2 separate regions of the Homo sapiens genome follow, and region 2 is linked to region 1. A link is an interaction called in ENCODE POLR2A ChIA-PET data of the cell type or tissue named here. Cell type or tissue: GM12878. All regions are shown on one strand.

Evidence for each region. ChIA-PET counts read pairs that join two places held together with the same protein. Peaks named below come from ENCODE experiments on the same cell type or tissue, not always from the same donor. Only the 100,000 strongest peaks of a DNase experiment are listed, where the experiment ranks them.
Region 2: POLR2A ChIA-PET joins it to region 1 with 5 read pairs; 2 of 35 experiments call an interaction of 5 or more read pairs at or near these places.

Annotation. Positions count from the first base shown.
Region 1 is chr3:195,251,355-195,255,354 of GRCh38, reverse strand. The region is part of intron 1 of XXYLT1 (xyloside xylosyltransferase 1); the gene reads left to right. Among named protein-coding and RNA genes, the nearest start is that of XXYLT1, 18 kb to the left of the region's middle. RefSeq lists enhancers at 1,014-1,801, 2,591-2,640 and a silencer at 3,460-3,509. In GM12878, no CTCF peak of the experiment used is centred here; a DNase peak (open chromatin) is centred at 2,452; H3K27ac peaks cover 2,160 bases.
Region 2 is chr3:195,036,595-195,040,594 of GRCh38, reverse strand. No RefSeq gene overlaps it. Among named protein-coding and RNA genes, the nearest start is that of XXYLT1-AS1, 56 kb to the left of the region's middle. In GM12878, no CTCF peak of the experiment used is centred here; no DNase peak of the experiment used is centred here.

The DNA.
Region 1 (4,000 bases):
TGAGCTCGTGGGTGCGAGCCGTGTGGGGTAGGGAACCCCGCTGCTGTCTCCCACCTGGCTCTGCACTCCTGCAGCCCCAGTCCTGCCGTGACTGTCACAGGGATCTCCAGGCCTGGTCGGCGGCTCCCTGTTGTGCGAGCATGGTACTCGGAAACCGCCTTTTCTGCTGGTTTAGTCCGACTGAAGCTCCTTGCTGAGGGACTGCATTCCCTCTGCAAACCTATGGCCTTATGGGTCTTTCTGATGCTGCTGTTATCCCCTGCTCTGTCCGCAGTGCTGGTGAATTTCCCAGCCTGGGGCAGTTGGGGACAGGGTCCGAGTCTGACTTCTTTCTCTTTCCTGTGCAGCGGGTGTGGGAATGGGCGTGTGTCTCTTGAATGAGTATGGTGTTGGCTACAGATGGGCCGCTTTAGATCCTGGCTCTACCTCATCTTTCTGGGAGGTGGGGGGTAGTTGTTTACATTCTCTGAACCACCTCCTCTCTGTAGCAGGGGCCCAGTCCTATCACCTGCCCCAAAACATTGGTGTGAGGGCGACGTTAAGTGACTGAATGTGCACAGCGCAGCTGTTTGTGCTTGACGCGTGCTAGGTGGACCCTTAGGCACTGCCCTGGCCCCGTGAAGGCCCTGCAGGTCTGTGTCCCACCCTTGGTGGCTGTGCCCAGCTTTAGCATGCCACCTCATGGTCCTGCTCAGTGGCTCACCTGCTCACCCTGTGTCAGGTCCCAGCCTGGCGCAGGTGGCTGCCCCTGAATCTGGGCCTTGCGAGCCTGTTGCCTGGATGCCCAGGTTCCAGATGCTTCACCTTGGGAAACAAAAGAGCAGTTTTGGCACAGAGATCCCGCAGCCTACAGACTTAATTATGCCCCGTGGACGTGCTGAGCAAGAGTGAGAGGGTGACTGAGCCTGCAGAGGGCTCTGTGTGATGCCATGTGGCCCCCAGTTTCCTCACAGGGGAAAAGGAACAAGCTTCCGGCTCAGGGAATGGCTTCCCAGGAGCAGATGGTACTTTGAAAATCACCTCGTCAGGCTTCGAGCCTGCGTCCTGTGGTTGGGAGGGTGAGGGGCGTGTTGTTTCTGCTGCTGACCCCAGTTTCAGGGCAAATTTAACCTGTGGTCAGTGCAGGGTGGGGCTTTGGTCCCAGGCCCTGGGGCTGAGGCCCTGGAGAACCTGCCAGGCCTGGGCAGTCACTGCTGACGTCTGTGGCCAGAGTCTCCAAGCGCTGAGGGCCCCCTGGGGCCTGATTTATGGGGGTCTTTGGGGGACTTGTTCCAGCCTGGAAATGTGAGAGGGAAATCTCCCCACCCCAGTGGGGGTGCCCCCTGGTGCACAGCTGGGCAGTGGGCACCCCCGTGACTTGTCCGAGAGCACCGTTTCCCTCTGGTGTTACCCTTTAAAACTCACTTGAGGGAAGAGTGATTGGCTACATAGTTGAATTTGCTGAGCAGCGTTTGCAGAGGATGTAAACTGCCAGGTAGGCTGGCCCTGCTTACTGGTCTCTTCTTTGGGCTCACTGAGTGACTGAGTGGCTTTCGCTTTGATCAGAAATGTGAACAGGCCGGGCGCGGTGGCTCACGCCTGTAATCCTAGAACTTTGGGAGGCCGAGGCGGGCGGATCACCTGAGGTCAGGAGTTCGAGACCAGCCTGGCCAACATAGTGAAACCCCGTCTCTACTAAAAATACAAAAATTGGCCAGGCGTGGTGGTGGGCACCTGTAGTCCCAGCTGCTCGAGAGGCTGAGGCAGGAGAATTGCCTGAACCCAGGAGGCGGAGGTTGCAGTGAACCAAAATCACAACACTGCACTCCAGCCTGGGAGACAAAACTCCTTCTCAAAAAAAAAAAAAAAAAAGAAAAAAAAAGAAATGTGAGCAGTTGAAGATTTTAGAACTGATGTGGCTCTCAGAGAGTTGGGAGACATTTTAAGGCAAATGCAAAATGAAAACGTGTCTTTTGCTTAAGGCTGTGTCTTAAGCAGGGGCCTTGGGAAATGAAACGGGATCTTGCCGCTTCGCCTCCTGATTTCTGGAGCTGTTGACTTCTCAGCCTTTTTCTGTGACATGTGCAGCATCTGGACCTGATTTACGGGAGTCTTTGGGGGATTTGTTCCAGCCTGGAAATATGAGAGGGAAATCTCACTGCCCCAGGAGAGGAGTCAGTGCTTAGGGCAGCCTTCCCTGGGCCCCGGGGAGAGGGAGGGTCCAAGAAAAGGGCAGGAGAAAGTGCTTGGAGAAAAGCGGGCAGCTGGGGTGCAGTGCCTGGGCTCCACGGAGAGCCCTTTGTGACTTGCTTCTCCAGGTAGTGGAAAGCTGTAAATCTCATTCAACAAACCGTCTTCATTTTCCCACGTTCCCTTGAGCCCTTGTTTCTTGCAGGCCTAATTTGGATAGAGCAGGGGAATTTTGTTCTCTACTCACGTTACTGAATAGGGGACCCACCTGCGGTGGCGTATGCCATAAACGCCTCCCCGCCTCGCCGCCCCTGCCCTGTCTCCAGCTTATTGTTCATATCACTGTAGCATACGTTATAGTCATATTTCTTTTGTAACCTGAGCTGTGAGTTTCTGTTTTTTTCACACAATAAATAACACCACAGTGAATCTCTCTCTCTCTCTCTCTCTCTCTCTCTGTGTGTGTGTGTGTGTGTGTGTGTGTGTGTGTGTGGTTTTTTTTCTTCTTTTGAATTGTTCCCAGGAACCTTCCTTGATTCTCCACAAGAAACACTTCCCAGTCCTATGTGGTCCTGTTCCCACAAATTAACACATGTGAAGATCAGGTCTATCAGGGCTGCTCCTCAGTGCCCACTCTCTTGCCTCTTCATTATAAAGAATTTTTCCTGCTAATTTATATTACACAGCCCCGCTTTTTGCCTCTCACGATATATTTTTTAGATGTTAAAAAATTTTAATTCTAAAATAAGCCAAAACAGAAAAATGAAAACAAAAAAAGTAACAGATATCTTTGTTTCTACTGTGTAAGTTAAATAGGTGCTAACATTTTTCTCTATTTGCTTAAGATTCTTTTTTTAAGGAAATAAAATATTATAGACGTAGCTAAAGCTCACTCTATTTCTTCTCCATCCTACTCCCTCCAGAGGTATTTACTGTCACAAATAAGAAGTTGGTGTTTTGTGCAATTTGTATGTTTTTAATTTTTACCACATATGTATGCATAAAATATATATGTATTACTGCTTTGTATGTTTTCAGCAGTTATGTAAACAGTCTCATATATCCATTTGACATTTCATTGTGAGTATGAGATTTCATAGCCTTATGATTTTGAGATTTATCTTTGCTGATACATGGAAGTCTTGCCCTGTCATTTTAATTGCTGTGTAGTATTTTATTGTGGGTGGACCTCCGTTTACTCATTTGCCTTCTGAGAGATGGCCGGGTGGTTCCCCTGTTTTGTCACTCCCACTACTGTGAACACCCAGGCGAACAATGTGCTTGAGGCTCTCCAGGGTCACGCCTGGAAGGGGCTGCTGGGTCCTGGGGTGTGTGCATCTTCTGCTTTGCAGGACCCTGGTGAGCTCCCCTCCAGGTGGCTGTTCCCCTTCCCATTCCATGTTCTCTTGAGCACTTGGCGGAGACTCCCTTTTATTGGTGTGGGTCTTGCTGCCTTTGAGGCAGGAGGTAGTAGAGGCTTGGGGGCAACTTTGGAAATAGGATAGGAGGGAAACTTTGAGAGCAGACCTGCGTGGCTCCTTTGTGCCACCTCAGACTTCCTGGCTGTGCAGACACTGGGGCCAACCTTCCGAGAGCGTTCAGAGTCTCTGTGGAGGGTAGAGAGGAGGGTGCCTCCAGCTGCAGGCGGAGCAGCCCCTCACTGAAGTCTGGACCCGGTGCTCAGCGCAGCTTCACAGGCGTCTGTCCTGGCCTCACTCCCTTCATGGGCAGGTGCAGGGCTGTATGAGAAGGGCCGGGGGCCTGGCTTCTGGGCTGGCTCCTATAGGGACCTGCTGCCTAACCTGTGGATAGCCCCTTTCCACCTGGCTGG
Region 2 (4,000 bases), 210 kb after region 1:
AACACCCCTTCTCACCGTTTGGTTGTTTCTTTGTCATAACAATGAGAAAGGGCATTGTCTGTGTGGCCTTGGGCAAGTCCCCTCCCCTCTGAGGCCTCAGTGTCCTCACTTTCTGCAAGGTCCTTCTGGCTCTAGCAGTCCGTGATCCTGAGATACTCCTGGGGCATGGACTCTCCAATAGCTGGCTTGGGCTCAGCTTGTCACCACCCTCTCCTCCCCACTGTGGCTCCCGTTCTGGGCACAGTGAAAGGCAGCATGAGGGGTTTGCAGACTGGCAAGCACACGATCAACTGTCAACCTAGGAGCTGCAGGCAGTGGGAGGAGGGACATCGGGCTCTAGCTTTGGCACCGCGTGACCTTGGGCAAGTCACTTCCCCTCTCTGGGTTTCAGGCTCCTCTTCCGTCGAAAGGGGCAATGTCTGCCTCGGTCCTTGAAGAACTGTTGTGTGGCGTGAACTTGGTGGCCTTTGAAACCAGTGCAGAGCCGCTGGGTGAATGTGGGGGTGAGGACAGCTAATTCTTTCCTGAGTTAGACTCGGCAGGTCACTGTCTCCCCACGGGGCATTGTACATCTGGGGCAGTGGCTTTTTCTCATAGCTAGGAGGCAAGAATTCATTGTAATTCTCCTTCTTCGGTTCCCCATCCCCCATCCCCCATCCCCCATCAAAAAAATGGCGTTGCCTGCCATCCAACCCCAGAGAAATGCTGTGAGATTCAATGAAGTGACATTTGCAAAACAGCCTGGCTATGAAACCAGCTCTTCTCTTGGCCTCCCTGAAGCTCTTCATGTCTCCCCTACCACTGAGTGGGGCTGGTGGAATCCTCTGGACCTCTGAGCCCCCAGCTTCAGAGGCTCTTCCTGGCTGCAGGGTCCCTTCCACACTTAACCTCCTGTGGCCACAGCTCTGGGTTCTCAGCAGTTTGTTGCAGTCTCTGAGGCCTCCAGAGCACTCCCTCCCACACTGCTCAGTCTCTGAGGCCTCCAGATCAATCCCTCCTACACTGCCAAGCCCTGGCTACCTGCAGGCCAAGGGTTCAGCTGAAAGGACAGCTTTTTTCTTTCCTTGCAGTTTTTCTCTTTTTAAGAGAATATCAAACCAAGAAATGCAGCTTAGAAGAAATCAATCCTTGCTGCAGTTACAGCAAATCAATTCAGCACAAATTTACATAGCACCTGCTGTGGGTGGGGCCCGCAGCCCTGAGGAATCAAAGCTGAATCAGGCCCCATTGAGCCTAAGATGAGCCCGCCCAGCTCACAGGGCAGGAAGGGAGATGGAACCGGGCATTCATCGTTTAGATTCAAGCTGAAGAGTGTTCCAGACCAGAAAACCAGTCACCACTCGCGCTACCATGTCGTTACTTGGCAATGTGTACCTAGCTTTTTATTATATTATAATTTGGGGGGACAGGGTCTCGCTCTGTCTCCCAGGCAGTGGCACAATTGGTTCACTGCAGCCCCAACCTCCTGGGCTCAAGCAATCCTCCCATCTCAGCCTCCTGTGTAGCTGGGACTACAGATACATGCCACCACACCTGGCTAATTCTGTTTATTTTTTTTGTAGAGATGAAGTCTCACTGTGTTGCCCAGGCTGGTCTCAAACTCCTGGGCTCAAGCCATCCTCTTGCCTTGACCTCCCAAAGTGCTGGGATTATGGGCGTGAGCCACCATGCCCAGCCCCTACCTTTATTATATGCTGACAATAATACCTACTTTGGACTGTTCTGAAAATGAATAAAATACTGCATGTGAAAGAACTCTGCAAGCAGAAGCACTCCAACTGTGCTTTGCTGCACCCAGTGACCAATGCTCTGATGGCCGTGGAGGTGTGGGAAAGGTTGTGTTGACCTGGAGAGCTCTGGGCATGTTTCTTGGAGGAGATTGGATTTGTTCCTTTAAAAATGGTGTGTTCTGCTCTGATCTTTGAAAACTGGCAAGCCACATGTAGAAAAATGAAACTGGATCCTCATCTCTCACTTTATATAAAAATCAACTCAAGATGGATTAAAGACTTAAATCTAAGCCTGAAACCATAAAAATTCTAAAAACCTCTAATAACCTTGGATAAACTCTTCTAGACATTGGCTTAGGCGAATAATTCATGATTAAGAACCCAAAAGCAAATGCAACAACAACAAAAGTAAATAAATAAATGGGATCTAATTAAACTAAAAAGCTTCTGCACAGCAAGATAAATAATCAGCACAGTAAACAGACAACCCCAGAGGAGGAGAAAATGCTTGCAAACTATGCATCCGACAAAGGTAATATCCAGGATCTACAAGGAACTCAAACAAATCGGCGAGAAAAAAACAAACAAACAATCCCATGCAAAAGGGGACAAAGGACATGAATAGACGATTCTCAAAAGAAGATATACAAACAGCCTCCATCATATGAAAAAATGCTCAACATCACTAATCATCATCAGGGAAATGCAAATTTCAACCACTTTGAGATATCACCTTACTCCTGCAAGAATGGCCATAATTAAAAATCAAAAAACAACAGATGTTGGCATGGATGCGGTGAAAAGGGAGCACTTTCACACAGCTGGTGGGAAAGTAAACTAGTACAACCACTATGGAAAACAGATGGAGATTACTTAAAGAACTAAAAGTAGAACGATCATTAAATCCAGCAATCCCACTACTGGGTATCTATCCAGAGGAAAAGAAGTCATTATATGAAAAAGACACATGCACACACATTTGGAGCAGCACAATTCACAACTGCAAAGATATGGAACCAACCTAAGTGCCCATCAACCAATGAGTGGATAAGGTATTTATACACCATGGAATACTACACAGCCATAAAAAGGAATGAAATAATGGCATTCACAGCAGCCTGGATGGAGTTGAAGACCATTATTCTAAGTGAAGTGATTCAGGAAAACCAAACATCATATGTTCTCACTTATAAGCGGGAGCTAAGCAGTGAGGATGCAAAGGCATAAGAATGATAAAATCGACTCTGGGGCTGGGGTAGGGGAAGGTTGAGAGGGGATGAGGGATAAAAGACTATATATTGGGTACAGTGTACACTGCTTGGGTGATGGGTGCACCAGAATCTCAGAAATCACCACTAAAGAACTTACCCATGTAACCCAAAACCACCTTTACCCCCCCAAACTATTGAAATACAAATAAAAATTATTTAAAAAACTAACAAAAGTTTACTTCAAACAACAAAAAAAAGGTGTGTTATTTCATATTGACTTTGTCCCAAATAACAAACAACTTAAACTATAAAGCTATTTTTTTTCCATAAAACTTTCAAAATGTCGGTGGGCTAGGCCAGTGTGGCAGCTCCGTGGGGTCAGGGACACACAGTATGCTTCTGTCTTGTTTCTTCTCTAAACTTGGCTTAATTCCCAAGATTACTTCATGATCAAAAATGGCTGTTTCAGTTCCAGCCATTACGCCTGTATTCCAGCCACCAGGAAGGAAGGAAAGGGTATGACCACTTCCTGTAAGAAAAGTCCCTAATGTTGCATTTACCTGTTGACTAGATCCTAGACATGTGGCCATATCTGCTGCAAGAGATGCTGGGAAATGCAGTCTTTATTCTGAGTATCTATGTGCTCGGCTTAATATCCTATGGAAGAGCGGGGAACAAAGATCAGGACTAACAAGCAGTGGCTGCCACAGCCGAGTGGGCCTCTGGTTCCCCGCAAACTGTGTCTCCAAATTTTATTCCTTTTTGCTTTAAGGAGACTTCCCCTGCCCCCGCCATCTGGTATTCAAAGAGTGGACCTGCAGGGGGGTGGGCTGGCTGGGTCTGATTTCTGACTGTCCTGGGAAAACATCAAGCTGGACCTCCAGCTGCTCCAGAGCGAGCTCTGCCAGGAGGGAAGGGGTTGTGGTTGGGGGCTGTGCACTGGGGTCTGCACAACCTCAGCGAGAATCAATTCATCTGAAGGTTTCCCCCAGCATGGAAGAGAGTCCCAGGTGTGAAGGCAGAGGATGGGGACGAGGTGCTAGGGAGGACTGTGGGTAA